Regions from separate parts of the Homo sapiens genome. Here region 2 is linked to region 1. The links are chromatin loops, found by intact Hi-C in ENCODE. Cell type or tissue: endothelial cell of umbilical vein. All regions are shown on one strand. Each heading gives the region's core, and the rest is flanking DNA. Links, peaks and the distances in the headings are about the cores only. Region 1 holds the start of LOC124909349 (a long non-coding RNA gene). Region 2 has its middle 91 kb from the start of GALNT15.

What was found. Peaks named below come from ENCODE experiments on the same cell type or tissue, not always from the same donor. Only the 100,000 strongest peaks of a DNase experiment are listed, where the experiment ranks them.
Region 2: it touches region 1 in a loop (3-fold over the local background); 2 of 110 quality-filtered maps call a loop at or near these places.

What each region holds. Positions count from the first base shown.
Region 1 is chr3:16,132,209-16,148,300 of GRCh38, forward strand. LOC124909349 (a long non-coding RNA gene) reads left to right here and starts at 3,463. Exons shown (of 2, transcript XR_007095837.1): 1 at 3,463-4,471; 2 at 5,183-5,319. It overlaps LOC124906216 (a long non-coding RNA gene), which reads right to left and starts at 4,724. Exons shown (of 3, transcript XR_007095835.1): 1 at 4,407-4,724; 2 at 2,015-2,146; 3 at 1,427-1,504. RefSeq lists an enhancer at 13,883-14,162. In endothelial cell of umbilical vein, for the core only: no CTCF peak of the experiment used is centred there; a DNase peak (open chromatin) is centred at 8,513; H3K27ac peaks cover 1,649 bases.
Region 2 is chr3:16,076,079-16,092,170 of GRCh38, forward strand. No RefSeq gene overlaps it. Among named protein-coding and RNA genes, the nearest start is that of GALNT15, 91 kb to the right of the region's middle. In endothelial cell of umbilical vein, for the core only: no CTCF peak of the experiment used is centred there; DNase peaks (open chromatin) are centred at 8,993 and 9,963; H3K27ac peaks cover 1,551 bases.

The DNA of each region.
Region 1 (16,092 bases), core at 5,087-13,086:
GCGGCTATACCAGAATCTCACAATGTGCCCCGTGAAAAAAGACAAGGAAATGCAGCAGTCCAAGCCCCTAACTGGAGGAGGCTCCTGACTCTGGGGACTTACTCCTTCACTCATCTCCTGCCAGCAGCAGATGGAGCCGGTCTGGGCTATGGAAAGGCCCTGAGCGCAAAGGGTTAACACGCTGCCCCTGGAATGACTGGGCTTTCCCTCGATTGGTGCTGCCTTTCAGGCCCAGGCCTGCCTGATGATTCTTGGTGTAGGTTAAAGGACCATGAATTTGTGGCTCCTGAGTGCGTGGTAATGAGCTCAGGCACCAAAAATTGAGAACTGGTTATACTTGGCTTCTCCATCCAGGTTGAAATAGCTCACCTGTATTCTGAGTGGTGAAGAAAGGGCTTTGAGAACACTGGATGCCTGAGGATGGGCAGTATAGCCTCCAAAAAAAAAAAGAATCAGAAGCTGGTACTAACTAAAGAATCTGTGAGACCGGGCACGGTGGCTCACGCCTGTAATCCCAGCTACTTGTTAGACTAAAGCAGGAGAACTGCTTGAACCCGGGAGGCAGAGGTTGCAGTGAGCCAAGATCGCACCATTGCACTCTAGCCTGGGCGACAGAGCAAGACTCTGTCAAAAACAAAAAAAAAAATCTGTGAGGCTCAAACATGGGGGTGAGGGGTGAGAATAGGGCACCAAAAGGACTGACATCTAAATAATCTGTCAGTGACAAAATGGCTTCCAACTAATTAAACATAGAAAAACCTCTTTTAGGGAAGATAATCCTATTGGATCTGCTTGCAAGATTTTTCCAGCCAGCTTCTGCCTCTTGGAGCTTCAATTAAAAGCTGTTTAGCAGATGGCAAATTCTGAGTTACAAAGTTAGACTCTTTGGCAACGATATGTGCTTTTGCTTTCCCAGGGGATCCTGGCCACATATGGCCCTGGAAGAGGCGCGAGAGCTCTTTCTTGGCACACAGTAGAGAGCTCCTCTCCCAGCTTAACACACAGATGACAGGCATTTCAACATAACCATCAAGGGTGGTGAGCAAGAGGGGAGTTTTCAGTTAATTCAGAAATATGGGGGCCCTGGAAATCATAATATATCAGGGCTGGAAGGGAACTCAAACAGCGTCTACTACAACCCCTTCTTCATACAGAACGAGGGCACTGAGCCTTGGAAGAGGTTATGCAATTTATCTAAAGTTGCCCAGCAAGGGAGAAGCAGAGTCGGGATCAGGCTTGTGCTTATTTACCATAGAAGCACTTCTCTATTCACTTGGAGGACTGTGTTCATTGCCTGACCCTTTCCTTATAATCACGAGGCTCCTGAAGAGATATTTTACCAATGACCTGACAAATTTGCCAGAAGGCCTTGAAAGGGTCATTCATCCTCATGTCCACCTCCTGCTTTATTGCAGGACAAAACCAGGACCCTCTGAAATGGAACTTCATCACTCTTCTCTTCAAAGCTTTCTACTACAGTTGAAGTCACAGTTTCTCTTGGGTGCTGTCAAAGAGAAACAGAACCGGACACTAAATTAAAGATTGGGGGACAGGTTTTATTCAGTAAAATTACAGTAGAGGAGGGAACTCAGTATAACCTGAGCTCAAAGAGTATAACTCTATCAAAACAACTTCCATTCCACAATTCTATTTTGAAGCTCCTCTTTTGTAGTAGACATGGTCATGTGCTGGACATACAACAGTGGACAAGGCATTCAGGGTCCCAGCTCTCATGGGTCTCACAATTCAGAAGGAGAAACAGACATCGAGCGTATCATTTTAATAATATTTACATAATCACAGTTGGGGCAGTTTTAAGAAATAAAAACACAGTAGTGCTCTGATGATCTATTACTGCATAACAAACCATCCTAAAACTTAGTCTTACAACAATGACAATAGATTGCATAGTATTGAGCAGTCAACAGAGATAGCTCATTCCTGCTCTACTTGGCATTAGCTAGCATGGCTCAGAAGTAGGGTACTGCTATCATTTGAAGGAAAACACACTCACCTGTCTGGCAGTTAATGATGGCCGGCAGCTGGGACCTCAGCTGGAGCTGTCAGATGGAATACATACACGTGGCCTCTCCATGTGGCCTGGGCTTCCCCACAGTATGGTGGCTGAGTTCCCAGGGTGTGTATCCTGAGAAGGATAGTGGTAGAAACCACATTCCTTTATGACCTAGACTCAAAGTCACACATCGTTGCTTCTGCCCCATTCTAGTCAATATTGCAAACAGAAAGTATTGCACCATTTCAAAGGGAGGGGAAATAGACACCACCTCTTGATAAGGGAATGGCAAAATTTTGGAATAGCATGATAAAAGTATAGCTGTGGTGATTTTTTCAAAATACAATTTCTCTCAAGTGTCTGTGAGAAAGCTAAGAACCTATCAGAAGGAATCAAGAAGGTGTTTTTAAGCTGGGACCTGGAGGGCGAATAAGACTAAGACAGATAAAAAGGGAAGGAGTAGGGGAGAGGAGAGAAATGTTCCAGACAGTGGATCCTGGCACAGAATGAGCTTGGCTACAGGAAGAACTGAAAGGAAGCCAATGCGGCTGCAACATTTATAATAAAACGAATGAGCAAAGGTTCATAATAAAAAAGTTGCAGCAACTTGAAAGTGCTTAGTAGGGACCCTCCAGCTACCATCAGGTAATGCCATGCTTAACCAGCCTACACCTAGTCTCTTGGTTACCTCTGCCTGCATAACAAACCATCTCAAACTTAACTGGCATACAAGAACAACATCATTTATTTTTATTATTTTCTCTCATGGTTCTGGAGGTTGACTGGATTCAGCCAGACACCTTTCACTTGGGGCCTCTCATGTTGCTGTAGTCAGGTGGTGGCTGGGCCTGGAGTGACCTCAAAGCCTTTCTCACTCACATCTTTGGTACCTGGACTGGGAACACTCAAATAGCTGGAGCTAGACCAGCTGTTGCTGAGCATGCATCTCTTATTCCCACTCTCTCACTCTCTGGTCTTTCCATGTGGTCCCTCCAGCACAGCAGCTCCTGAGTAGTCAAACTTCTTAGAGGGTGGCAGATGACTCCCAGTGCAAGTATCCCAAGAAAAACCAGGAGAAGCTGCATGGCCTTTTCTAACCTAGACTTGGAAATCAGGTAGCGTCACTGCTATCCCATGCTATTCACTCAGGTGATCACAAAAGCCTGGCCACTGTTAAGGGGAAGGGACATAGATATTTTTTTTTTAAATGGAGTTTTGCTTTTTGCCCATGCTGGAGTGCAATAGCACGATCTTGGCTCACTGCAACCTCCACCTCCCACGTTCAAGTGATTCTCCTGCCTCAGCTTCCCGAGTAGCTGGGATTACAGGCACTCAGCCAACAGGCCCAGCTAATTTTATATTTTAGTAGAAACAGGGTTTCACCATGTTGGCCAGGCTGGTCTCGAACTCCTGACCTCAGGTGATCCACCTGCCTTGGCCTCCCAAAGTGCTGGGATTACAGGCGTGAGCCACTGTGCCCAGCCGGGACATCGACTTTTTGATGACAGGAGTGTCAAAGAATTTGCAGACATGTTTTAAAACTACAACACTTAGGGTAACCATATAACTCACTGTCCAAAGCAAGATACTTTTGAGAGTCAAAGTGGGCACTTTTGAGAGTCAAAGTGGGCACTTTTCAGGCATGAGCTAGGACTGTCCTTGGGAAACCAAGACGTGTGGTCACCCCACTGCCATGCCCGCACGAGTGGGAGCACAAGCTCTCTTAAATTCTTTTGTCTTTCCGACATTCATCATGCCATTTGTAAACATATGCTTTACTCATTGAAATTGGTTTTAAATTTTATTTTCTGTTTCTTTATTTTCTGTTTCTTGCTTTTAGATGATGAATGTTATGTTGAGGTCGCCTTTTCATAATGAATCTGGAACTTGAGAGCTACAAATCTTGCCCAACAATATCTTTCATGCAAGCTGGGACAGCTGCTGGCACTGTGGATATAAGTGCTTAGGATGCCTTCTCTCTTAGATGAGAGAACCCCAAGCAATGGAAGAATTTGCTTCAAGAAATGCTTTTTAAAAATCTCACTTTTTGGCTAAGTGGTAAAAAACACACACACAGTGATGACTCATCAGTTGAAATCAAATCCTTCATCCCAAAAAAGTGTTTTTATAAGAAGTGGGTGTTTTTTTCTTTCCCCAAAGGCAGACTGCATAATATTTGGTGCTTCTCTTTTCTGAATAATTTATTCCGTTTCAGTGGAAATTGACAGTTTCAGACTGGAGCCAATAACATTTTATTTTCAGAGCTATGCTTGGTACCCCCATTATCCAGGGATCTGCTTTTGCCTACAACCCTAAGGGGAGTTCAGCCATCAAACCGTTTCACACCAGCACAATTCCCCTCTTCCTCCCTTCCCTTTGACCAGCTACTAACCTGTTCTTCTGAAGACCCTGGAGCAGAATAAATGCCTAGAGAGAGCATTTGGAGACCGCATCCAGGTATACAAAAGCATGGCAAGTTTATTGTTTTTCAGGAGCCCAATCACAGAATCGATCCATATCTCCTGACCCAGGTACTCCACTCAGAAGTCTGTTCTTTTCACAGCTCTCCTCTACAAAACATTTTCTTTCTGTTGTTTCTTTCCTAAGACTCTACAACTCTGAAAGAAAGCAACGTGATTCATTTCTGATCCGTGAAAGTAAACATCCTATTCCATTCCATTTGTCTTCTTGGAAGCTTCCACAAATGTCTCCTTGCTAGAAAACAAAAATACAAAACTTGTACTCATTTCTGTTCCAGACTGAAATACATGGGAAACTTTTATGGGTCCTGGACTATAGTCTGGCCTTCATGAATTAAGAAGATATTTAAGAGAGATATAACAATAGAGTTAAGACTAGGAAAATAGTTTTAAAAACTTCTCAGGTTGAAAACAGCAGCATCCAACAGCTGCTCAGATCAAGAGTGGGACTAGACTTAGGGTGACCAACTGCTATGGACTGAACTAAAATACATATCTTGAAGCCCTAACCTCTGATGTAATGGTATTATGAGACAGAGCCTTTGGAAGATGAGGAGGTTTAGATGAGGTCATAAGGGTGAGGCCTTCATGATGGGATTAGTGCCCTTATAAGAAGAGACACACCAAATACCAGATCTCTCTCTCTCTCTCTCTCTCTCTCCCTCCCCCCCCATACCCCACTGTCTAGCACGTGAGGACACAAGAAGAAGGCATCTGTTTACACACCAGGAGGAGAGACCTCACAAGAACCCAATCATGATGGCACTTTGATCTTAGACCGCCAGCCTCCAGAACAGTGAGAAAATAAATTTCTGTTGTTTATGCTGTCCTGTTTAATGGTATTCTGTTACGGCAACCTGAGCTGACTGAGACATTAACGGTTCCAGTTTTCCTGGAATTGAGTGGGGATCCTGGGATGTGAAACTTCCAGTTTTCTAACCTAGAAAGTGCTGGGGGCACCAGGGCAAGTTGGACTGTAGTTCTCTACCCCTGCTGCTCTGTCTCAAAGAGCCAGGGTCTGCCCAGGAACAAGAAGAGGAGGCAAAGATGCCTCAGCCAGGCCTAGAGGTGAAAGCACAAAGCCCGAGGGGCTGCCAGGCCGTTAGACTTCTAGGTTCAGAGGTGCTAAGGAGTGCGTGGGACAAAAGGCTCACGGTGATTAAGGTGAACAATATTGTTAACAGTGCAAAAATATTAAGGCAAAACCCCAATCTACAATGAAGTAATCATTTAACTTCGTAAAACAAATTCCACCTGAACTTCTGGAGTCTCTTTCAGGTCCTTCCCAGTGAGAGTCCTTGGGAGTTAGGGGTGGTCTGGGCTTCTAGTCAAATCCTGGGCTTCATTCCTGTTCCTCTCATAGGCTCCAGGACCTCTCTCTCCAGCCGTCTCAGGGATAGGACGTTAATTGTTCAAGCTTCCTTTTTGTCCTTGCTGACCCTGCGTACCCCTACCCGGCTTCAGACCAAGAGGACATGCTCCCTGTGCTACCTTGTACTAAAATGCCTGCCGGGTAGAGGGGGTGGGGAATGGGGGATGGGCAGTTAATAGCATCATGGAGTCTCCTCTCCAGGTCTGTCTTCAAGAAAAAAAAAATACCCAAAAGTTGGGAAAAAGGCAAAAAGATGCATGACCTTCACTGTCAAGCTTGCACATGGGCCATGCGACTTTCTAGTAGAATTATTATTTATTCTCGATTCATGATTTTACAGTTCTCACAGTTCTCAAAGGTTAGCTGTTAGTTTGTTGAGAAGCACTAAGATACAAAGAGGTGTTTTTCTTTTTGTTTTTTTTTTTGAGACGGAGTCTCGCTCTGTCGCCCAGGCTGGAGTGCGGTGGCATGATCTCAGCTCACTGCAACCTCCACCTCCGGGGTTCACACCATTCTTCTGCCTCAGCCTCCCAAGTAGCTGGGATCACAGGCGCCCGCCACCACGCCCAAGTAATTTTTTGTATTTTTAGTAGAGACGGGGTTTCACTGTGTCAGCCAGGATGGTCTCGATCTCCTGACCTCGTGATCCGACCGCCTCGGACTCCCAAAGTGCTGGGATTACAGGCGTGAGCCACCGTGCCCAGCTGATACAAAGAGTTTTTATCCAATAACAGTGCAAATAATTTTTTGTCCTACAGAAATAAAAATGTCTCCTGTTTAGTAGAGAAGATAATCCTAAAGTTTACAGTTTTACTGCTCTGAAGAAAAACAATCAGCTTAGTATCTAACTTTGAGATCTTATTCTACAGTTTTTTCTTTTACTAACCACATTTACATCTGTTTTTCTTATATACTTGGTTCTCCCATTAATGAGTTAAAATAAAACCTTGACATGTACTCATTATGTATTTGTATGAAAATCATGCTTTTTTTTTTTAACATTTTGGAAATTAGACTTTTTGAAGTTCCCCTCACTGCACACCCATTTATCTTTCCCTTTGAACCCACAATGATGTAGTTCTAAGTCCAAGTCTTCTTCATCCTTCTGCCCCACAAACAGAGAAAACCTGGCTCTCCGTCAAGGCTGTGCTGAGTGGCACCTTTGGGTAAAAATTCTTTTAAAAGAGGAATTACAGGCCGAGGGCGGTGGCTCGCGCCTGTAATCTCAGCACTTTGGGAGGCCGAGGCGGGTGGATCATTTGAGGCCAGGAGTTCGAGACCAGCCTGGCCAACATGGTGAAACCCTGACTCTACTAAAGATACAAAAATTAGCCGGGCTTGGTGGTGGGCGCCAGTAATCCCAGCTACTTGGGAGACTGAGGCAGGAGAATCACTTGAGCCCGGGAGGTGGAGGTTGCAGTGAGCAGAGATCGCGCCGTTGCACTCCAGCCTGGGTGAAACAGTGAGACTCCATCTCAAAAAAAAAAAAAAAAAAAAAGGAATTACTCGTTGGCAGAGTTATACATAAGAGCAAAATCTGAACACTTAAATGGCCAGAAATAGAAAATAGAAAATTATGGTACATGAGCAGTTAATATTACACAGCTATAAGCATAATTATCATAAAGACTATTGCAGCAACATGGCAAATGCTCAAGCTAACGTGTTGTGAAAAAAGCAATATGTAAAATATGAACTGGAGGGAAATCAAACATGAAAATATCTATTAGGAAACTTTATTGGTTTTTTTTCCAAGTTATATTTAATGTAGTTTTTGTCTTTTCAGTGAAAAAAAAAAGTAAAAGAGAAAGTTTAAAACCAGAGGAAACAGAAAATTCATGTGATATTGATATTCCATGAATAGTTATAACTGACATGGTCATGAAATTCTGGTTGGAAACTTTCATTGAGTAACTGTCCTGAAATCTCCCCGAACTCCCCCATTCCATCACCCCTCACCTCTGAAAACTTAGGAGCTCTGAGGTCACTTACTACTCTGTCATCCAATATCATCACGGCAAGGAAAGACCACGTCCTGTGACCATAGATAGAGCTTGATAGGATAGAACTTGAGGGGTGGGCTTCCAAAGGTTTGTGAGGACACACAAAACCCCAACTCTCAGACCCATGGGCAGGGATATGAGCAGCTCTGCCACAGAGCCCTGGGAGGGCTCTCAGGCACCCTTTTGGGCTGTCAAGTTCCAGCCGCCCATCCCTGCCCTCATGGCCCTGCCCCTGGTGCCAAACATTCTACCTGACTTACCCATATCCACCTGTGGGCCAGAGAAACTCATTATTCAGCCACTAGACCCCAAACTGGGACCCCAGGGCCCTTACCCCTTTGTCCACCTTGCCTTCCCTCTACTCAGAGCATCCACGCCTGACCACAGTGAAACCATCCTGACCATGGCCTAGCTGTCCTTTTGAGGACAGACCTTTCCCTCCCTGCCCTCTTGGAGAAAACCACAAAAACAAATCAGGAGCCAGCTTTGTTCCAAGGGGAATGTTTTCACCCTGCTCCCACTTCATGAAGTTCTTTGGCCCAGAACACAGGAAATGAAGCATTTATGAGGTTTCCCGGAGGTATCCATGCAGCAGGACCAAGTACCTGCCAGCTCCGACCTCACTTGGAGTTGCTTTTGTTTCTCTGGCAGCTAGCGTTCTTAAGCTGGCTCATTTAAGTGTGTGTATTTACAAACAGACTTTACTGGTATTCCTTAAGAAACTGCTTCCTTCTGATTACCCGACTCAGTCTCTGTTCAGTGAGTCAGAGTCATATGTTGTTTTATACATTGGTGTATCCTTGGCTATTTTCTAAGCACAGATCCCAAGCATAAGCTCCTGATGGGCAGGGACATGGGTGACATTTCTTTATAGCCTAGCAGCTAACATAGTGCCCTGTATAGAATAAATACCTGTTGGCAAAGTGGAAACAACCCAAATATTCATCAACAGAAGAATGGATAGACAAATTGCGGTTTGTTTGTATAATGAAATGCTACTCAGTAATAAAAAGGAATGAACCACTGACATGCAACAACATGAATGAACCTCAAAAAGATTACATTGAAGAAAAGAAGCCAGACACAAAAGAGTACATACTACATGATTTTGTTTGTACGAAGCTCTAGAACCAGCAATACTCATCTGTATGACAGAGGTCTATTATAGGCTGAATGTTGGTGTATCCCTCCCCAAATTCCTATGTTGAAGCCCTAAGCCCCTGTGTAGAAGTTTATTTGGAAATGGGGCCTCCAAGGAAGTAATTAAGGTTAAATGAGGCCCTGATACGATTTGCGTGCTTATAAAAAGAATCACCTGGCTGGGTGCGGTGGCTGACACCTATAATCCCAGCACTTCGGGAGGCTGAGGCGGGTGGATCACAAGGTCAAGAGATCGAGACCATCCTGGCCAACATGGTGAAACCCTGTCTCTACTAAAAATACAAAAGTTAGCTGGGCGTGGTGGTGTGTGCCTGTAATCCCAGCTACTTGGGAGGCTGAGGAAGGAGAATCACTTGAACACAGGAGGTAGAGGTTGCAGTGAGCTAAGATTGCACCACTGCACTCCAGCCTGGGTGACAGAGCGAGACTCCATCTCCAACAACAACAACAACAACATCAACAAAAAAGACACCTGAGAGCTCATTCTTTCCCTTTCCACCAGCATGTGCTAAGGAGAGCCATGAGAGGACAAAGGGAGAAGGTAGCCACCTGCAGGCCAGGAAGAGAGCCCTCACCAGAAACTTGACTGGCCAGAACCTTGATCTTGGACCTAGAGTTCAGAACTATGAAAACTAAATTTATGTTGGTAAAAGCCTCCTAGACTATGGTATTTTATTATGGCAACATCAAGAGACTACGATCAGAATAGTGGTGTCTTAGTTCGGGCTCCTATAACAAAAATACCACAGACTGAGTGGCTTAAACAATGAACATTTATTTCTCACAGTTCTGGAGGCTGAGAAGTGCAAGATCAAGGCACTGGCAAAGCCAGTGTCTGGGAAGGGCTCTCTTTCTGGTTTGCAGATGGCAATTTTCCTGTTTAATCCTCACATGACAGAGACAGAGGTTGAGAGAGAGAATGCAAGCGTGAGCACATGTGGTCTGGTTTCTTTTCTCTTCCACTAAGGGCACTAATCCCATCCTGGGAAGCTCCATCTTCATGGCCTCATCTAAACTTAATCACCTCACAAAGGCCCCTTTTCCAAATACCATCACATTGGGGATGGGGTTTCAACATGTAAATTTTGGAGGGATACAAATAGTCCACAGCAAGTAGTTACATCAAGGGAAGGGTTAGTGACTGGCAAGGGAAATTTCTAGGGGGAAGGAAATGTCCTACATCTTGATAGGGTGATGGTCACATGGATATTTACACATGTATGCAAAAAGCATTGAGCTGTACACTTAAGACGTGTGCCTTTTACTATCTATGAATGACACCTCAATAAAGAACTGAAAAACCACTGTTGGCAAGAATTTTTTCTGCACTGTGACTCATACCTCCCTAACTGATCAATTTGGGATGAAGATTTATGAAGCACCCACTGTGTACAGATTCTGGCAGTAATCACAGGTATAGCAAGAGCGGGGAAAACAGCAGCAGCCTTGGTCCCTAGTTCTCAAGGAGCCTTTTTCAGCTCCACAGATAATAATATCTGGACATTCTTAAGTCACAGCCACTGAGCCAGATTGTATCAAATGCTAACAGCTCATTAAGAGACTTCTTGACACGTGAGAAGCCACATTAACCCCTTCGTGCTTCCACTGAGGCAGCTGTTGCCTGGTCCCTTTGAGAGCCAGCCAGACCCTGGGTTGGTTCAGCTGCTGGCAAATACCACCAGGAAAAACAGAAAGGAAATGGAAAGCCAGTGCAGAAAGTGTTAATGAGATTTTAAACTGTGCAATTCTGACCTTGAGGACTCCCTACATCTAAGCAAAAGAAGCCGAAAAACAATTTACTCCCACATTTCAGCAGTTGACTTTTCTGTATTGTGCAGTCTTAATGGAGTTGTTAGCATCTTAGGACAAAAATGAGAAAATTTCCCCAGGTGTTTCCCACTCCTTTCTTTCCAGGACTTTGGCAATGCCAATGTGATGTGGCCAGACACCACCTCAGAAGCATTGTAAATTTGGGGCAAGAGCTACACGTTTCTTCCCAGGGAGAAAGGTGCCATTTCCTTTGGTGATACCAGCCTCTTTGCAGTAAAACAAACAAAACAAAACCCCAAAAGTTTGCTTTTATAAAATCACTACATTCTAGAAAAGGCAAACATGTAGCACGTGTGCCATAAACTTTTCTCTTGTGTCCTTAGCAGACATTGTTAATTGATCACAGCATTGTTAATCACTGAGCCCAGTTCCAGAATCAGTGATGTGTTGAGCTGGTTGGTACTAACTTTTGAGAGCCAGTTGTTAAATTTTCTTGCTACCCAGTTGTTAAACATGCCCATTATTAAAAATTAAATTATATGAACTTATAATTAAATGAATTATATGAAAGCAAAGGTAATGGATACACAAAATACATTTCCTAATTATTTTACCACATTTTACTATTACCTATGGTTCTGAGGTTATTTACATCTATAGAATCTGGAAATACTATATAATGATGCCCTACTCTACATCTCTTCCTGTTTAGTGATATGGTCCTGGTAGCTTGAAATAGGCCACAATGACACACTGTTTTACATCACAAAAATTGGCAAATGCTATGATGTGGGGGGCTGTCCTGCAGACCCTGACCCAGCGACAGAGGAATAACATGCACCGACACAGATATTTTGCTTTGTCAGTCCAGCTGAGTGTGGGGAATGCTTACAGACTCCCAGGAGAGTGCTGTAAACAGTTGCGACTGCAGCCCCCACCAGCCAGTGAGACTGGCATTTATTCAGTAAAGATTAATTGACAAAGGCTTGAGTCAACACCACTAGAGGGTAATTGACATTGCAGACCTCCCAAGTAGAAAGCAATTAAGCACCTGCAGTAGATCAACGGTTAGTCATGAGTAAACAAGCTAGTAAGATAAACTCCTCCACATTCCTTTGTATCTACTTTAATCTATTTAACTAAAGGTAAAGGGACTAGGCAGCCTTCAGCCAGATCTATTACCAAAGTTATGCAAACTCTCAGGCCTTCCAAGAGGGTCTGTGGCTATTATAACTAAAATTTTTCCCACCAGCCTGACTGAACCCTCACACTACAAGTCAAAGCATCCCTTCTACCAACACTGAGAACTAATTGTTAAACATTTACCAGCACACCACTGCATCAGATGACAAGAGACCCTGCAGAAAGAAGGCAAAGCATGCCAACCCAAACCATGCTGCCTGTGATGGGGGAAGGAGTACTGATCATCATGCCTTTCCAAACAAGACTTGGCATGGAAAAATGTGCTGCTGAGCACTAGATCCAGCCAAGCCTGAAGCCAAAACTGCTGTACATTTTACCAATGAGACTTACCTAGGGGCACTGTTTTCTAACTCTCACAAAGACATCATATGGACTAGCAGCTTGGCCCTGGAAGGGACAGGTAATTGTTTTCTCTGGAGTCTTCTGGAAGGGTGCCTGGAGGACTCATCCCAGAGCAACCAGCCAAGGTCAGTCAAAATCAGAAGCAAACATGGGCATAACAGCTGGAGGGGCTGGACAGAGGGGTGCAGCAGAGAGGCCCCTAGAGCTGAGAGGGGTGCAGGCAAGGGGTGAGACTCCAGAGCTGATCTGGAGGTTCTTCCCAGGAACCCGGCCTGGCCATTTGGGGTGGCAGAGGCTAAAAGGCAGAGAGCAGGCCCAGGGCTCAAAGACCCTGCACTCAGAAACGGTAATGGAGATCCTTTTCTCTCAATTTCAGGCAGTGAAACACATGAAGGGGAAAGTCCCCACAATCTGGGCCAAATGGGGGTATCGTAGGCAGAATCTCATGGCCTGAAGCTCTGCCTCCAGGGTCAGGAACTCCAAGCTGTTCCCCTCTCAGTTTCTTCTCTCTCTCTCTCTTTTAAATTTAAAGTAGACCTCTGCTCTAAAATATTCAAGACTAATCTGCACTATGTTCCTCTAGGAACTTCTCCTAAAATGCAGATTTGGGAGCTACACCTCTTGGAAAGGTGATTAAGCGGTTTGGAAGCCCCTGAGATACAACCTCTTTATTTTATTGCTGGTTTTTCTGCAATGGCATCACTGCCAAAGGCAGCAGAAGTCAATGTATTGGGGTGGAATGGAGATAGAAGGGTAGCTTTGGGGCTGTGGTGGCAGGCAGGACAGGCTGCACAATTTGCGGGGCTCAGTGTCAAATGAAAATGTGGGCCCCTTTTTCAAAAATTACTAAGGATTTCAAGGCAGTGATGGCAAAGCATTAAGACATGGGCCCTTCTGACCCCAGGGCCTGTATGTAATGGCAAAGGTCACCCCATGAGACTGGTCCTGGTAGCTGGTCACCAGCTGCCTGTGGAGATCTTATATTATCTGAATATTTATAACCCAAGGGATGCCCACCTGATTTTTAAGGACCAAGGCTGCAGAGAAAGGCAGTGAGTCTTGCGCTGACCCCGTCCTGACTTGGAAGGAGAGCCGCAGTCCTGGGGGACCCAACAAAGCAGATCTTCAGGGTTTGGGGAAACTTCACTTTCTCCCAGGGTCCAGAGGCTCCAGATCCCTGGCTTGGTACCTGTTTGGCTCTGGAATGGATACAGAAATGTCTTAGGGAGATAGGAACAGAAGTGAAGGAAGACCCCAAATTTGGCAGCTCAGCTACATGGGAGACCACAAGCTGACCGGGTCAACCTCCACAGAGGACTATAATCCCGCCCTGCATCCCAACCAGCCCTGAGTGTCTCAGGCATGACTGTTTCTCATTGGTCAAGTCATCCCCTTTTCACTCTGATCCTGTCCTGAAAAAAAAAAACAAACAAACAAAAAACCAAAAACCAAAAACTAAGAGGATGACCAACTCATCTCAGTTTGCCTGGGACTTTCCTGATTTTAGCACTGAAAGCCCTGTGATCTGGTAAGCCTGTCAAAAAGGATGGCTCGTCACCCTAGAAACCAGTCATAGCAAATGTCCATAGGAGGCCTCCTTCTGAAAAGGATGGAGTCATTCCTGTGGCCAGGCATCTCCTAAGGTTAATTGGCTAAGACCCAACAATTGGATACAGCAGGTGCAACTCCTTCAGCATCTCCAGGTACATTTTTCTGGGCATTCCCCAGGATCTTACATCAGTCACCATCATGTATAGCAAGGGCATCTTACTAACTGTGACTGTAGTTAGTGATTGGTAACAGCTGCTTTGGGTTTTTTCCACCTGAAAACCCCATCCATGCCCCAGGCAGTGCTTCTCATCTCTGGCTGCACATTAGAATACCCTGGGAGGCCAAGCTTTGTTGTTGTTCAAAATGCCTAAATCATTCTGACACACACCCAGGGTTAAAGGCCCACTGCTCTAGGGCCTAGAACAGTGGACATTTTACTGCACCTTTGTCCAAAACAGCATTCTGAGGTCAGTCAGGCCCTGCCCAGGGTCTCCTTCAGCCCACCTCCCTGCGAGTGGAGGGGGGGCTTATACACAGGCATAAATCCTAGATTAAGCATGTTTGCTTTGCAATTTTTTTTTTGGAGGGACAGGGTCTCATTATATTGCCCAGGCTGGTCTGGAATTCCTGGCCTCAAGTGAGTTTCCCATCTTGGCCTTTCAAGTAATCGGAATTATGGACATGCACCATGGCATAAGCAGGTATTTTAAGACCCAAAAGAATATCAGCCCTGTTCTATTTTCTTGATTATCAAAGCATTTGGCACTGCTTTTGATGATCAATTTAAATATTTTCTCTCCAGGTTCTTGCCATTTAAAGACTAAAACTCTGAAAGCTCCTGGTTTCACAGACAATGATCAGGAGGCTCTATTGACTGTCCAATTGGAATATTCTTGCACTGTGGATACTGTGAGTCTGATGACTAACCATGTTCCTTCCTTTACACTGGCTGCTAGGAAGCTCAGAGTCAATTTGTAGCTCACTTCTAGGAATTGTACAGATTTATACTTACTTTGCTAACTTCATTTCTGTTTTTATCTTACTTCCTGAGCCTACTTTCCCTTCAACCCCATGTACTTAGCTATTTATTTTGTCTGATTGAATTGAATGTATACACCAGCTGCCACAAATCCTTTCAGAAGTGAAGAAGGGAATAATAAATAAACAAATAAAATGCAAATGGTAATGCTATTATTAGGAAGAGGCAGAGCTTCTGGTTTTTGATGCAAAGCTACCTCCTCAGGTTGCAATGCTTTTCTCCCTGACTCATGCAGAAAAAGTACTAATGCCCAACCCAGGAAGTGCCTTTCAGCCTTCTCTCTGACACTGTCTTCTGGCCTCTTCACACAGCTGTGGTAGACACTTGCCTTCAACAGCACACCATCCTCCCCAGTCAAGGCTATGATTCTCTCTACCGGGTTACAAGCTCAACTCAGGACTCTAGGAGAGTGATTTCACTGCTGGGGTGGAGTGTTGCCATAGTTGTTCCAATTAATTTATTTGATTTATTTTCAGGGTTATGAGAAGGGCTTTTGATATCAATATGCAAATGTAATTTAAAACTTAAATCAATATTCTGAACCAAGAGCATGGGCATTTTTAACCGGAATGCAGGATAGTCTTAAATGCCTGAAGTTACAGCTCTTTGTGACTGATGACTTGATTCTCCATGGAGTTTTATTTGCAGATGCCAGGAACTTGGTTATTCCAAGAGCTCTATTGTTCAGAAAGCAAGGAGGCTATGTAGGGTGTTCAAGATGTCTTCACTTTCTTCCAGCTGCATGACTATTCAGAGGTTCTGTACAAATGGCTAAGGCAAACCCTCCATATTATAAGCAACATTTACAACTCAGTCCATGAACTGTATGCCCACTTTCCATCATAGAATCCTAGTGCTGAAAATTATCTGGGTGAACATCCAATGCAGCCCTTTCATTTGATGAATAAATAAGCTGAAGGGACTTGTCCAGGATCCACATAGGGAATGAGTGGCAGAGTTTGGACTGGGATCCAATCCCACTCACAACTCTGACCAACCCAGAATCAGGCGCATAAACTTCAATTCTAGCCTCCTCAGACAAGCTTACCAGGGATTTCCTCCAGTCCTACTCTACTTCCAACCTACTTCATATATTCAAGGTACCCTCCTGATGCATTCTATGCCCCAAACCATCTGAATATACGGCCTTCTGAACC
Region 2 (16,092 bases), core at 5,387-13,386, 56 kb before region 1:
ATTGATAGAGAAAACTCAGATGTTCCCAGTAAGGTATCATTTTCAAGTACAACTCTTGCTACCACGTTTGCATTTACACAATTGTTTCCCTCCCTAGATAAAACCACCTATCTGCTGGAAACATGAACCAGTGGTTAAGCCAACCATTAAATTAACTTATAAAAGCTTTGTGGAACTTTAAAGAAAATATAATAGTAAATTGGTTTCCAAAACTTTCTAATAGGAAAACTCATTTCTTTGGTCCCACGTGGCATCAAAGTGCCAAATAGGCAAAAAAGCCAAACTGTTAGAGTGGCTTTTTTTTTTTTTTTTTGGTTGGTTGTTTAATTTTGGTAATGAAGTGTTGATGTAATGTTCTTTTTAAACATCAACCTTTTCTTTCTCCTACTGCTAAAGAGTCCAGATTCTAATTCTCTTCTTTTAGTCAAGCTGCAGAAAACCAATTCAAATTTACTCACTACTTTGTGTGTACCGGATGCATGTAAGGGACTGGTCAATAGGGTTTATAGTGGCAATAAGGGTCAGCTGGGTCAAAAGGATCTTAAGGAGCATCCAGTCAAATAGGGAAGACAAATGGTAAACAACCCATTCTAATTATATCTACAATTATGCATATAACAATTCTCTAAAGCAGTATATGAGTCAGGGTGGGTTAGCCGATGTAACAAACAGCCCCAATTTTTAGTGTCTTAACATAGTAAAAGGTTATTTCTTACTCATACAAAGTCTAATATACTTGTTCCTGGTTGGATGGCTTTCTTCCAAGTGGGGACACAAGGGTCCAGGCATATTCTGTCCTGTGATGTCGCTGTCTTCAACTTATGGCCTGTAAAGTCACCATGAAAGGGGATAATAGCCTGGGCAAAGCACACAGGATACTTAGCCGTCTTAATCTGATAGTGACACACATGACCTCTGCTCATATTCCATGGCCACATATGTCCACCTAGTCACATGGAGCAACTGAGATCCTGGGCAGCTGCTTCTCAGCCACAGTAGTACTATTCAAAAGGGACACATCTCTTAGGTGGATGACTAGCTGCCTCTGCCACAAGTAGTCCTGAGAGGTGAAGCCAGCTGGACTTCCTGGGTCGAGCAGGGACTTGGAGAACTTTTCTGTCTGGCTAGAGGATTGAAAATGCACCAATTAGCGCTCTGTGCCTAGCTAAAGGATTGTAAATACACCAATCAGCACTCTGTAAAAACACACCAATCGGTACTCTGTGTCTAGCTAAAGGATTGTAAATGCACCAATCAGCACTCTGTAAAAATGCAACAATCAGCACTCTGTGTCTAGCTAAAGGATTGTAAATGCACCAATCAGCACTCTGTAAAATGGACCAATCAGCACTCTGTAAAATGGACCAATCAGCAGGACATGGGTGGGGCCAATTAAGGGAATAAAAGCTGGCCACCCCAGCCAGCAGCGGCAACCTGCTCGGGTCTCTTTCCATGCTGTGGAAACTTTGTTCTTTCGCTCTTCATGATAAATCTTGTTGCTGCTCACTCTTTGGGTCTGCGCTACCTTTATGAGCTGTAACACTCACTGTGAGGGTCTGCGGCTTCATTCCTGAAGTCAGCGAGACCACGAGCCCACCTGGAGGAACAAATAACTCCAGACATGCCACCTTTAAGAGCTGTAACACTCACTGCGAAAGTCTGCGGCTTCACTCCTGAAGTCAGCGAGACCACGAACCCACCGGAAAGAAGAAACTCCAGACATATCTGAACATCTGAAGAAACAAATTCCAGACATACCATCTTTAAGAGCTGTAACACTCACTGCGAAGGTCCACTGCTTCATTCTTGAAGTCAGCGAGACCAAGAACCCACCAGAAGGAATAAATTCCGGACACAGTACTATTTTTACAAGTGGCAAAATTGAGGGGTTAAGTAACTTACCCAAGGTCATACAGCTGGTGTGTTGAAAAACCAGATTTGAACCCAGTCTGTTTGCCCTAAAGCTCATGTTCTCCTCACTCCATCACACTAACTTCCTTACCATGGCCGTGTGACAGGCTCCAGGCCATGACTGGGCTCTGTCTGCATGATCTGCCCCTTGAACCCATTTTTCCTGGTTTGTGCCAGTCTGGAAAGCTGGTCCTGCTGCTGCCTTAACTTCTGGTCTGATATTCTTCACAGCCCTTGGCTGTGACTTGGGGTCTTGCTAGTTTTCCTCAACTCTCTCCTCCAGATGCACTCTTAGCACTGGACAAAGTTTCCATCATTGTGACACAGAAAATCAAGAAATAGGATTAGAGCTTGTACAACTGCTGTTTGAAGAAGGTAGCGGCAATTTGCCTATATAACTTGAGGCACTTTCAGCAATAAAAACTAGTTGTATCATGTTATGGTTCCATTTCTTCCAGGCTAGTAAATGGTCAGTTTCAAAGAACAGACAGGGCTCTAGGAATTTAGATGTAAGAGACAATTCTGAGTTTGAAAAATGGAGCCAATTCATTTTGTGAGCATAAATATGTACATGGGGCTCCAATCAGAAGCAACAGGACAGATTTGTATAATGAACTCTCCAGCTAGCCCATCCTGATTCATACACTGTTTTAAGTTTTGGATGGACCACAGCAAAGGGCTGTGCTCACATTTACCCTGCCTGTTTCAGATGTATGGAACATCAGCCCCATCCATGAAACCCTGATTACTTTGAATTCCAGTCCCTATGGCTACAAAGCAAATTAACTGCAAACTTAGTTTAAATAACCATGTATTATGCTCATAGATGTGTGGACCAATAATTCAAACTGATAGGGATGGTTTGTATTATTTTTTCTAATTTCTGGGGTCTCATTGAAAGACTCAACAGCTGAGGGTTGAGATCATCTGAAAGCTTATTCACTCACAAGTCTGATGATTAATAATGGCATTGGTTGGGGGTCTCACTTCCCCTTCACATGGGCCTTTGGATATATCTTTCTATGTGAGCTAGTTGGGCTTTCTTACAAGCGTGGTGGCTGGATTCCCACTATGGACATCTTGAGAGAAAAAAGAGAGAGTCAAGCACAGGTAGGTTGTCTTTTTTCAGCTGTCCTCAGAATTCTGGAGCATTGATTCTGCCACATTTTATTCATTGAGGCAGTCACAAAGTTCTCCCCAAGTTTAAGGGGAGGGAAGATAGACTCTGCCTCTTGATGGGGAATAGCAATGTCTGGAAGAATGGGTAGGATTTGAAACATTGCTGTGGCCATATTTGGAAAATCTAATTTGCCATACCTTGCTTTCATTTTGATCCTTAGATCTGGCTTAAATATTAGTTGTCATATATTTGATACCCATGTGCCAGGTACCTTATTATATCTAATCCTGACCTCAACTCTTCAAAGTAGGTCATGCTATCCCTTTTATAAATTAGGAAACTGAGACCCAGAGAAGTTAACTAACTTACCCAAAGACATGGAGCTAGCAAATGATAAAATTAAGTTGCAAGACCAAGCCTGAACCACTCCACATCTCATACTTTCCCCAACAGTTCCTATATGATTCCCATTGGGAATGACTCATTCCTTTAATGAAAGGAAAGTTTGGCAGGGGAAGGTTGGAGTGGTGGAGATGGGGTAAAGGGAAGTTCAGACACTTTGAGTTAATGGTAATTTCCATGAAGGTGCTTGTTCTAATAATTTCCACCTTCCCGAGTCCACATATCCTTAGAGCCCATCAAGTCAAGCTGATGTAATTTAAAACCCTCCCTGGTTTCCAAACAGCTGCAATATATTTACTTTGATTCTCCGCCAAGTATAAAATATTACTCAAAGACCACAGGACTGTATAATGTTAATGGGCAATGAAATCCACCCTTCTTCAGGTGGGTCAAGGAGAAACCATGGAAAGATTTTATTAGGATGACTAAAGTAACTCTTTATCATCTTGATCATTCAAATCAAGATACTTTTTTTTCTTTTACTGTTTTGTTTGTTTGTTTGTTTTTTTATTCGAGACGGAGTCTTGCTCTGTTGCCCAGACTGGAGTGCAGTGGCGCAATCTTGGCTCATTGCAACGCCTCCTGGGTTCAAGTGATTCTCCTGCCTTAGCCTCCCAAGTAGCTGGGATTACAGACATGCGCCACCATACCCGGCTAATTTTTGTGTTTTTAGTAGAGATGGGGTTTCACCACGTTGGCCAGGATGGTCTTGAACTTCTGACCTTGTGATCCACCCACCTAGGCCTTCCAAAGTGCTGGGATTACAGGTGTGAGCCACTGTGCCCAGCCTAAATCAAGAACTTTTGAGAGTGAAAAGTGATGCTGTTAATAATTATGCTGAAGAAGGCATGTGCTGAAGTGTTCTATATCTTGATCTGGAGAATAGTTACATGAGTGTGTACATATTTAAAAAATCGTTGTGCTGTACTCTTAAAAGGTATATACTTTACTGATGTTAAGTTATACCTCAACCACAATATCAATATAGTTATAAAATAATGATAATTATGCCAGGACAATGAGTGTAAACAACTTCTCTCTCGGGCAAATAGGGACATATAGTCATCCTAGTCATGACCAGTTCCCAAGCTGGCCTCACTGGGGGTGAACAAGAAGGTGTTTATGGTCAGAAATGATTGAATTTCAAAATCAATATCCAATAAAGTTTTATCTTGGCTGAAGCCAACATCCCCTTTTCTAGACTTACACTCTACATTTTGTGGGATGGAGTGATGGTGAAGGTGGGGAGGAAATGGTGGTGGTGACATGTTGTGAATAGAGGTGGGGAGGGTGATGCTGTTGTTAGTGGTTGTATTAGTTTGTTCTCATGCTGCTAATAAAGACATACCTGAGACTGGGCAATTTATAAAGGAAAGAGGTTTAGTGGACTCACAGTTCCACATGGCTGGAGAGGCCTCACAATCATCTCAGAAGGCAAAGGAGAAGCAAAGGCATGTCTTACATGGTGGCAGGCAAGAGAGCTTGTGCAAGAGAACTCTCATTTATAAAACCATCAGATCTTGTGAGACTTATTTGCTACCATGAGAACAGTGTGGGGGAATGAATGATTTCATTCAATCCAGAAACTGAATCTTTCATGATTCAATTATCTCCACCTGGTCCTGCCCTTGACACGTGGGGATTATTACAATTCAAAGTGAGATTTAGGTGGGAACACAGCCAAACCATATCATTCCACCCCTCGTCTTTCCCAAATCTCATGTCCTCACATTTCAAAAACAATCATGCCTTCCCAGCAGTCCCCCAAAGTCCTAACTCATTTCAGCATTAACTCAAAAGTCCACAGTCCAAAGTCTTATCTGAGTCAAGGCAAGTCCCTTCCACCTATGAGCCTGTAAAATCAAAAGCAAGTTAGTTACTTCCTACATACAATGGGGGAACAGGCATTGGGTAAACACACATGTTCCAAATGGGAGAAAATGGCCAAAAGCAAGGGCTACAGGCCCCATGCAAGTCCAAAATCCAATAGGGCAGTCATGAAACCTCAAAGTTCCAAAATGATTTCCTTTGACTTCATGTCTCACATCCAGGACACACTGATGCAAGAGGTGTGCTCCTACAGCCTTGGGCAGCTCTGCCCCTGTGGCTTTGCATACATCCTCTGAAATTTAGGCAGAGGTTCCCAAACCTTAATTCTTGACTTCTCTGCACCATGTGGAAGCTGCCACAGCTTGAGGCTTGCACCCTCTGAAGCCACAGCCCAAGTTGTACCTTGGCCCCTTTTAGCCATGGCTGAAGCGGCTGGGAGGCAGGGCACCAAGTCTCTAAGTTGCACAGAGCAGGGGGGCCCTGGACCCAGCCCATGAAACCATTTTTTCCTCCTAGGCCTCCCGGCCTGTGATGGGAGGGGCTGCTGTGAAGGTCTCTGACATGCCCTGGAGACATTTCCCCCATTGTCTTGGCACCTAACATTTGGGTCCCTGTAATTAGGCAAATTTCTGCAACTGGCTTCAATTTCTCATCAGAAAAAAGGTTTTTCTCTTTGTATCACATTGTCAGTCTGCAATTTTTCGAACTTTAATTTCTGCTTCCCTTTTAAAAATAAGTTCCAATTCCAAATTTTATCTTTGTGAATACATAAAACTGAATGCTTTAACAGCACCCAAGTTACCTCTTGAACATTTTTACTGCTTGGAAATTTCTCCCACCAGATGCCCTAAATTGTCTCTCTGAAGTTCAAAGTTCCACAAATCTCTAGGGCAGAAGCAAAATGCTGTCAGTCTCTTTGCTAAAACATAGCAAGAATCACCTTTGCTCCAGTTCCCAACAAGTTCCTCATCTTCATCTGAGACCACCTCAACCTGGACTTCATTGTCAGCATTTTGGTTAAAGCCATTCAACAAGTCTCTAGGAAGTTCCAAACTTTCCCACATCTTCCTGTCCTCTTCTGAGCCCTCCAAACTGTTCTAGCCTCTGCCAGTTACCCAGTTCCAAAGTTGCTTCCACATTTTTGGGTACCCCACTCTACCAGTACCAATTTACTGTATTAGTCTGATCTCATGCTTCTAATAAAGACATATCTGAGACTGGGTAATTTATAAAGAAAAGAGATTTAATGGATTCACAGTTCCATATGGCTGGGGAGGCCTCACAATCATGGTGGAAGGCAAAGGAGATACAAAGGCACGTCTTACATGGTGAGAACAGTATGGGAGAAACTGCTCCCATTATTCAATTATCTTCACCTGGCCCTGCCCTTGACACATGGGGATTATTACAATTCGAGGTGAGATTTGGGTGGGGACATAGCCAAACCATATCGGTGTGATGTTGCTGTTGAGAGTGATGGTGGCAATGGCAGCAGTGGTGGGTGGTGTTGTTAGTGATCGTGGTAATATATGTATATATTTTTTTAGAGACAAGGTCTTGCTCTGTTGCCCAGGTTGAAGTGCAGTGTCACAATCATAGCTTGCTGTAGCCTCCAACTCCTGGACTCAAATGATCCCCCTGCCTCAGCCTCCCAAATGCTGGGATTACAAGCATGAGCCACTTAACCTGGCTGATGGTGTTAGTACTGATGATGGTGTTAGAGTGATGTGATGGTGGTTCTGGCAATGATGAGCTGTGTGATGAAGGTGGTGATGGTGGTGGTGGTGATGGTAGGTGGTATGATTGTGGTGGAGGGGAGTGAAGATGGTGGTGGTGATTAGTGGTGATGCAGTGGTGATAGTAGGAACACTATATGGTATGGCAATGGTGGCGGAAGTGTTGGCGGTAGGTTGTGTGATGGAAGTGGAGGTGGTGGTGGTGGTGGTGCTGATCATGGCTGGTGGTGAGATGGTGTGGTGGAGGTGGTAGTTTTGGTGGTGATGATGGTTGGGGCTGATGTTGGCCATGGTTGGTAGTGGTGAAACCCAATCAATCCTTTCTCTTCTAGGAGATCCCTGGGATTCTTTTATAACTTATGCAGATCTTCCTCAGACCTTTGCATGCCACAGGAGAAACAACTTCCCTAGTCAAATAAAAGGTATTTTTCCCCATGGCAGGGCCTTCCCAAGCTTACATCTTCCTAGCAAGGAGTTGCCCTGAAGATGTGCTCAATTGTGACTTGACAGCTTCTTTTGCTAAAGAAGAAGGGGAAAAAATCCCTGATTGCTACTTCACTACCCAATTTTTGGTTCACTACAATCAACTATATACAGTTTTCATTCTATTTTATGGACTCAGACATCCCTTGTCAAACCCATACTTGTCCTAATAAAGTCCCTAGTGAGTGAACCTCTTCAGGTATTAAAGATAGGGGGCCCAGGCAGGATGAAACTAATGGACAACTATGTTGTAAGGAGTCTTGTGCCTTATCAACCTCCCTCAGCACCCCCAGATTGAACCTGCATAACAGAATCTGTTTTGTATCTCTGGCTGTAACTCCCATTTGCTATGTGCTAGGCACCATGCTAAGTGCTTCACATAAATGATCCCAGTGTAATTCTTAGCAAAAATGGTGTGAGGGAAGCAATATTATTCCTACTATAAATTTGAAGAGGCCAAAACTCAGAGAGGGGAAGCTCTCACAGCTGACAAGTGTGTAAGTAATGAGTGTGTGTAAGGAACGGCCATACACATGCTTATCGTGGCTCACCTCATTGTTACAATTCAGTTGATCACAGATTGAAATGCCTAACAAGGACATCTTCTTTTTCTTTTTCTTTCTCTTCTTCTTTCTTTTTTTTTTTTTGAGACATGGTCTCACTCTTGCCACCTAAGCTGGAGTGCAGTGGCATGATCTCAGCTCACTGCAGCCTCAACTTCCTGTGATCAGGTCTCGCACCTCAGAATCCTGAGTAGCTGGAACCACAGGCACACACCACCACACCTGGATACTTTTTTGTAATTTTTTAGTAGAGATGGGGTTTCATCATGTTGCCCAGGCTGGTCTCGAACTCCTGGGCTCAAGTGATCCACCCACCTTGGCCTCCCAAATTGTTGGGATTATAGGCGTGAGGCACCACACCTGGCCTCTTTTTTTTTTTTTTTAAATTAACTTTTAAGTTCAGGGGTACATATGCAGGTTGGTTATATAGGTAAACTTGTGTTGTGGGGTTTGTTGTACAGATTATTTTGTCACCCAGGTATTCAGCTTAGTACCCATTAGTTATTTTTCCTGAACTTCTCCCTCCTCCCACCCTTCACCCTTTGATAGGCCCCAGTGTGTATTTTTCTCCTCTATGTGTCCATGTGTTCTCCTCATTTAGCTCCCAGTTATAAGTGAGAACATGTGGTATTTGGTTTTCTGTTCCTGCATTAGTTTGCTAAGGATAATGACCTCCAGCTCCATCCATGTTCCTGCAAAGGACATAATCTTGTGGTTTTTTTATGGCTGCATAGTATTCCATGGTATATATATGTACCACACTTTTTTTGTCTGTCTACCGTTGATGGGCATTTAGGTTGATTTTATGTCTTTGCTATTGTGAATAGTGTGCTACAATGAACATAAGCATGCATGTTTCTTTATGACAGAATGATTTATATCCCTTTGAGTATATACCTAGTAATGGAATTGCTGAGTCAAGTGGTATTTCCGTTTTTAGGTCTTTGAGGAATTGCCACATTGTCTTCCACATGGCTGAACTATTTATACTCCCACCAACAGTGTATAAGCGTTTCTTTTTCTCCACAACCTCGCCAGCACCTGTTATTTTTTAACATTTTAATAATAGCCATTCTGACTGGTATGAGATGGTATCTCATTGTTGTTTTGATTTACATTTCTCCAATGATCAGTCATGTTGAGCATTTTTTCATGTGATTGCTGGCCACATGTATGTCTTCTTTTTAAATGTATCTATTCATGTCCTTTGCCCACTTTTTAATGAGTTTTTTTTTCTTGTACACTTAAAGTTCCTTATAAATGCTGGATATTAGACCTTTGTCAGATGCCTAGTTTGCAAAAATGTTCTCCCATTCTGTAGGTTGTCTTTCACTCTTAATCCTTTCTTTTGCTGTGCAGAAGCTCTTTGGCTTAATTAGATCTCATTTGTCAATCTTTGCTTTTGTTGCAATTACTTTTGGTGTCTTCGTCATGTAATCTTTGCCTGTTCCCACGTCCAGAATTGTTTTGCAACAAGGACGTTTTTAACCTAGCCATGGTGCTGGAGCAATAATTGATTTCATTTGTCCAAAGACCTGGTGTGCTTGCAGGGGCCCCTTAGAAAGGAAACACACAGAAAGACAAGGAGCTATCACTATTAATGTGAGTTTTCAATGTCCTGTTAAAGCCAACACTGAATTTCTGACCAAAAAAATAAAGCGGATATTTCTGTGACTGAAATCAAGTCATTCAGGAACTGTTCCCAATAAAAAGCTCCTATTCCTTTTGATCTGGGATTGTCCCTCCAGAATAATACAGAGGAAAGGCTGGTTTGGAAAAAGTATGTTTTTCTATGAATTTTATTTTAAAACAAATATTTAAAGAGCTTTCTTTTTGCAACATATTTTGTTAAAAGAGCTTCTCTCTCATAACAAAGCCACAGGTCTTCCTCTGAGAGCTGAGAAAAGGAGGCGTCTGCCAAGTCTGGTGGCTTGGAGCCAGTTCATCTCGAAGCAAGGGCTGATGGGTAGAGCGAGACACACAATGGGCCAGTTTTAGAAAACTGGGAAACATGGGGCTGTTTCGCCCACTCCCAGGTTAGCAGCCGTGTGGGTTTGGTTCACGCTTCAAGGCAGGGCAACAGGGATGGCCATAGCACCTTTGGGGTGAAACCAAATATTAGACAGCCTGACCCCAAAGGAAACCTGAAGCAAGTTGCAAATTATATTGGGAAACAGTGGGTGATGGGGAGCAATAAAAGGAAAGAGCTCTTGCAGATGCAGCCACAGGACCTGAGGGTGATGTTGAACCGACTCCTGCAAGCCCTGTAATCCAGGCCGCCAAGCTAAGAAAAATCGCAGCCAGAGACCAAGGAGTTGCCTCTAAATGCCACTTGCTTTCTGGTACTACAAGCAAGTTGTACCTATCATTATCCTCCGGGAAAACGCCAGGGGAAGCTGTAATAGTCCCTGCAGGGCTATGCAAACGCCTGCACCTCAGCATTTTCTGATGGTCGTGCCTGCCAATGATTTTATGAGGAGGAACATGGAGAGGGGAAGGTGCAGGAAGGGATTGGCTCTGAACCCCAAGGCCTCTGAAAGCAGACGGCCAGGAGGGACCCGGAGTGTTGGAGGCTTTCTGCAAGGCCTCCATGGGTCTCTTCTTCCTGTGAGCACTTGGTGCCTCCTTCTCCCTCTCAAGGAGAGGAAGGAGACAGTGGGGACAGAGTTCTAGGGACCTTCCCAAGTCTTGTTGGCCCTGGGAGAATTGAGAAGGTCCCGAGGAGCCAGGAGGCAGGAGGGGGCAGGGGCTGTTTCCTTAGTAACCCCTCTGTTGTGGCAACAGCAGGACAGTCTCTCTGCCTTTATGTTTCCCTATAGACCTGTGGCAAGCCCTTCCCAGTGTGCCAGTGGAAACTGCACTAATGATTTGGTTTTCCCAAAGATTTCACCATCAGTCTCTCTTGGGCTGGTAAGCAAAGGGCAGGTTGGACCTGACTTGATGATAGGCACCTTAGGTGCCAGAATGAAGGTACCAAAAACATGGGAAAGGAAGATATGGAGTACATTTCATTGCCACCAAAACATGGCAGGGAGCCTTGCATCCTTAGGCCATTTTACTGCCACTTTTTCACACCATACTATACTTTATGGCAGAAAAGTATTCAACCCTGTTGATCTTCCTCCATATGTCAGTCCTGGAATTATTCTTTCACTTATTGATTCATTCAACAATTATTGATGGATTGCCTGGGAACTTGCTAGATGCTAGGGATATCATATCATAAAAACTAATATTTATTGGGTACATTATTATCCTTATGCTGCAGATAGGAAAACTGAGGAACAGAGAGGCGCTATGGCAGGGACCTTGTAGATCTGTCCTCTGTTCTTGGGAGCTTATATTTTGGTAGCAAAGATGGACATCAAACAAATGATTACACAACTATTTAATTATCATTGTGATGAATGTTATAAAGGAGATGGGCGTTTGCCACGGTCTTGGGAAAAGATGTGAAAAGGGACTGGGAAATAGCAAGAAGAACTGAAGACGAGTCTTTTGAGGAGTTTTTTTCTGAAGAATCCAGAGACAAGGCCATGAATGGGGGAAAGCATGAGAGGCGGTGAGGTCTTGAAGTTCCAGGACCACTTACAGGTGCCCGCGGTACCTCTCTTGCTCCAGCCTAGTACTGGCCTTGCCCAAAGACGATGAAATAAAGAAGTTTTCCTGGGAACACTGGAGTGTATGAGTTTGATGTTAAGATTGTCCAAAGTGTTAAGGATAAGAAATAATTGCAGTGGTGACTACCTTGAGAAGGTGAGGGGGAGGTATTGGCTGTATATGGGAACAGCAATACTTCATCATTTTAATGGAGGGAACGTGGAAGAGACAGATGCAGACAAATTGGGAGATTTGGTGGTGGAAAGATGGAAGAGTTTCTGTCTGATTGCTTTTTCTATTTTCTCAGTAAAATATCAGGCAAGATACTCATCTGGGAGCGAAGCAAGAGGAAGGGATGTGGGCAGTTTGAGGACAGAAAAGAAAGCTCGCAATGGTTGCATTGAGGAGTGGTGGGGCATGCCCTGGCAGTGTAGCAGGCTCTCCAGGCAGGGCCCCCTTAAGACTTGTGGTCATCATGAATTAAGTGTGAGACCAGCTGGCATTTTTTGTGAGACCAGTTATGCATTTTTCTCCAACAGGAATCTGCTACTCAGGTGGAGGTATGGAGTGGGTGGATGGTTGGGCTTAATCTGAATTGAGATTGAATCAGGTGAGCATATGAGAGAAAGAGAGAGGGGTGAGGGGGTGGGGAGATTGCTGGGCAGGGAATGGAACGATGAGGGGAAAAGGAGGGTTAGGACTGAAGGGGGCTAATGGATAAGGAAACAGTGGCTTCTGGATTGAAGGTCTCTGTGAAGATGCAGGCTTATTGGGTTGGAGTGGGCTGTCTGAGTAGAGTTAGCAGAAAGTTTTCTGAATTGTGCTTTTATTAGTGGTGACAAGGTCAGGAGAATGACAATGGTGAGGATAGCTGGGGGGCATTGGAAGGAAACTGAAATGGAGGTGAAGAAGTGAAAGAACAGAGGAGCCAAGTGTTGCGTGAGTCATTGCCAAGAAGGGTTTCAGAGCCAGGGTGAAGAGAAAAATAGGGAGTCAGGTGCCAGAAACTTGCATGATTCAGGGGATCACTTAAGGGTTGTTAGAGGACAGGACCAGAAATGAGTTGGAGTGGTCTAGTTCAGAAGCATGAACTTCAGAGTAGCTGGGGATTTTGAAGAGAGAATGTTGGAAAATGTCTTGGAAGTAGCAATGGGAAGCAAGGAGACCATCTGTGAGAGAACAAAAGAGGTGCCACTTGGTGGGCTGAAGGGAGGTGGTGTCTTCAGGGCAGACTTAAGCTCCAGAGTTAGGGCAAGAGCCTTCATGAAGGCTCAGAGAAGATGGCGGGGCTCCAGAAACTTTTGGTGATGGCTTAACATGGGCTCCAAGGGGCTCAGTGGAAGGACTTGAGGGCAGAGAGGGATAGAAGATTGAGTTGGTGTACACACAGAGCAGAAGAGAGAAAGTGGCCTCGGAAGGGATAAGAGTTGATCTGAGAGACTGAGACATCTGATAGTCTGAAAAATGGAGGCAAACTTTTTGGGGGTGGATGGGGAAGATTGCTAATAACTCTGCCAGTAATAACTTATATATTAAAAAATAATCATTTGATCACAAATACTGTTAGAAAACATCATGTCTCGAACTCACCTTGGGTTATAGCTCTCTTAAATTGTTCAGCTGTGCCCTTTTTGTGGACTTCACCAAATTGTCATTTGATTCCTTGACCTCTGCCCCTCCCAATCTGACACCATCAAGGTAAGCATCAGAAATGAGCAGAGAGCATTGGATTTGTGGCTCTGTGTTGAAGTTACTTCATCCAGGGCGTGACTCTCTCTCAATATCCACTAGACACATCAGCCTGGATCTTCTGGTCATGTTGCTAACCAGAAGTAGAGTTGGAGTTCCAGAGGAAGAGCTGGTGGAAATTCATCTGATCAGAGCAGTCAAGGCCATGCCCCACTTCTCCTTACTCAGCCATTCCCCTCCTCCCACCCAAGTTCATTCTTCCAAAATATCTTTCCCTAATAAGCAAGAGAGGAAGAAGTGGAGGAATTTTAATTCAAGATCCCAAGCACATTTTTATGATTCTATAATTCTTCCTCCTTGTCTCAAATCAGCCCATTTATCTTGGGGGCAGGGAGCTCTGTCCTGCAGTGAAAAGATTCATGTTGGAAGTGTGAGGGGAAGAGACCTGACACAAACCACAGTGAGGTTTTCCGGGGCAGCAGCAGGTATACTATGGCAGACAGCTTTGTGAGGGACTCTGCACTACTGCCAACTTAGTAACAAAAATAATGCTTATGAAGGAAAATAGATAAAGTCATGGAAACCCTAAGTGCAATAGAAACACAAGGATACAACAAGCTGGGTCCAGAAGTAGTGCCCAAGGCCATCTTAGCACCCTCAGAGCCTTCCACCAGCAGCTATTTGTTGAGAGTCCATAAGAAACAGAGTACAAAGATGAGTGCAGTATGCATGTTCCTTGAATGAATGTCTTGAAGGGACACATTTGCAGAGTCCTTCAATTTTTTAAATGCCATCAACTAGAGTGAACCTAGTGAGTGGTTACCCCTGGTATTTAAGAGTACACACACGTGTTCATGTACACACACCCCTGCCCCCATACATACTTTCTTGTCAAAGCACTAGAGGAAAACCCTGCCAAATCTGTGACTCATTTAGCCTGAACTCTTGGTCTAATCATAGCTTGGTTTTTGGATGAAATGTAAACTTATTTGCTGGAATATGATCAGACACTTCTGGGTTTGATATTCTGTAACTTTAACAGCAAATTCTGAGTTTAGTGTGTGTGGAAGGAGGAGGGAGAATCTGAGAGGAGGGAAACTGGTTTTAATAATCTTACTTATCTTTAGCAACTTGCAGCTTATAAAGGTCTTTCATCCAGGGTTGTCATTTGACCTTCCGAACATCCCTATTGGATAGGTAATTTCACATCATCTTTATGGACAGAGAAACTGAGATGCCAAGAGTGTAAATCCCTGCAGATCCAGGGCAAGGCTGAGGTCTTTAGGCTCATTGACTTTCTCCTTCTTTACCCTTAATAATGAAAAAGTCAGGTACAATGAATTCTTTAAAAACAGTAACCAAAACTTGTACCTGGAGAAATGCCACAGAAGGGTATGCCTGAGTCAATGAATTTTACCTAAGCCATTTTACACAAATGTCATTGCCCTTTGCTGGAGACTCTCATTTGATTCTAGAAAGCATGTAAACAACAGGCTATGGATCTGAGCCAGATGCTCAGCAGATCCTATAAGAGACTTCATTTTCCAGAGCATTCTAAGAAGGGGTCAATTGCTAAATGCATGAAGAAACCAACTTAAATCAGCAGAAACAGACTCTAAATCTTAAGTCTTCCAATCAAGTGGCTGTTTCTGCCAATTGTGCCCAGACCACCACCCTTCAGATGAACCCATGTGCCTCTTCACATAGCCCATCCTTCGGAATTGTCCCCAATTCTCGGGGCGAGGAGGTAGCATGCCAGTTCCTCCCCATGGTTAAGGGCACACCTGAGTGCTCTCAGCTGTCCATTTGGCTTCCCAAGACAGTTCAACCTTTTGGCTGCACAGACCTTGCCACGGGCCATCCTGGAACTGACTGATCGTGGATACAGGCAAGTCTTGCTATGGATTGGAAGTAATTTAAATTAAAAGCTGCCCTGTGGGGGAAAACCCTATGATTCCTCCCTGAATGAAAAGCATCTTTTAAATCTGTGACTTCATTCTCAGTGACTGGCTTTATACTTTTCTTCATTCTCTTTGATCTGAGATCTAGGGAGTAGCACACCCTCATATCTGCATTCTAATGATAGGAAGTGTGGAAGGGGTAAAGAGGAGACAGGGAAGGACTAGGCAGATGGCTCCAGACAAATGGTTGGGTTTTGGGGGAGCTGGAGTGGAGATCAGGACCTGAGGCTGAGGCCCATGATGGAGGCTCAATGCTGGAGGAAGCCCCACAGAGGCAAGGGTGGCACTCAGATGCCCAGGGCTCACACCAACACCAGGCCAGGGAGTGTGCAGCGATACTGCTTGGACTCACCTGGTGGTCGTTGGGAAGCTGCTGACACCCTGGTTCCCATGGCTGGATGGGAGTTGGCCTGCTGATGGTTGGTCTGGAATTCTAGTGGCTGAATGGGGCTGGGTAGAGGAAAGGGCTGAGAAATTTAGAAGATAAAATAACCATCTCACTTCTCTAGAAGTACCTGGTGGTGTTATAACAGCAGGCTCTGCCTGGCCCTGCTTTCTCAAAGAGTGCAGGGTAAAGTTGTCTTCCAGGGATGGGGCTGACACAGCTGCCTGGAAGAATGACTGCAGGAGTAGGGAAGGAGACAGCTGGGTGGTACAGATAGGGCAGGGAATCTTGGTTAGACAGGGACAGACAGTAGCTTTTCCTCTCCAGCAATTGTTATGCTCATTGGCTATGATCAACTCTGGGGCAGGAAAAATGTAATATGGAGTTGCCGAAATGCAGAGCTCATGGAACA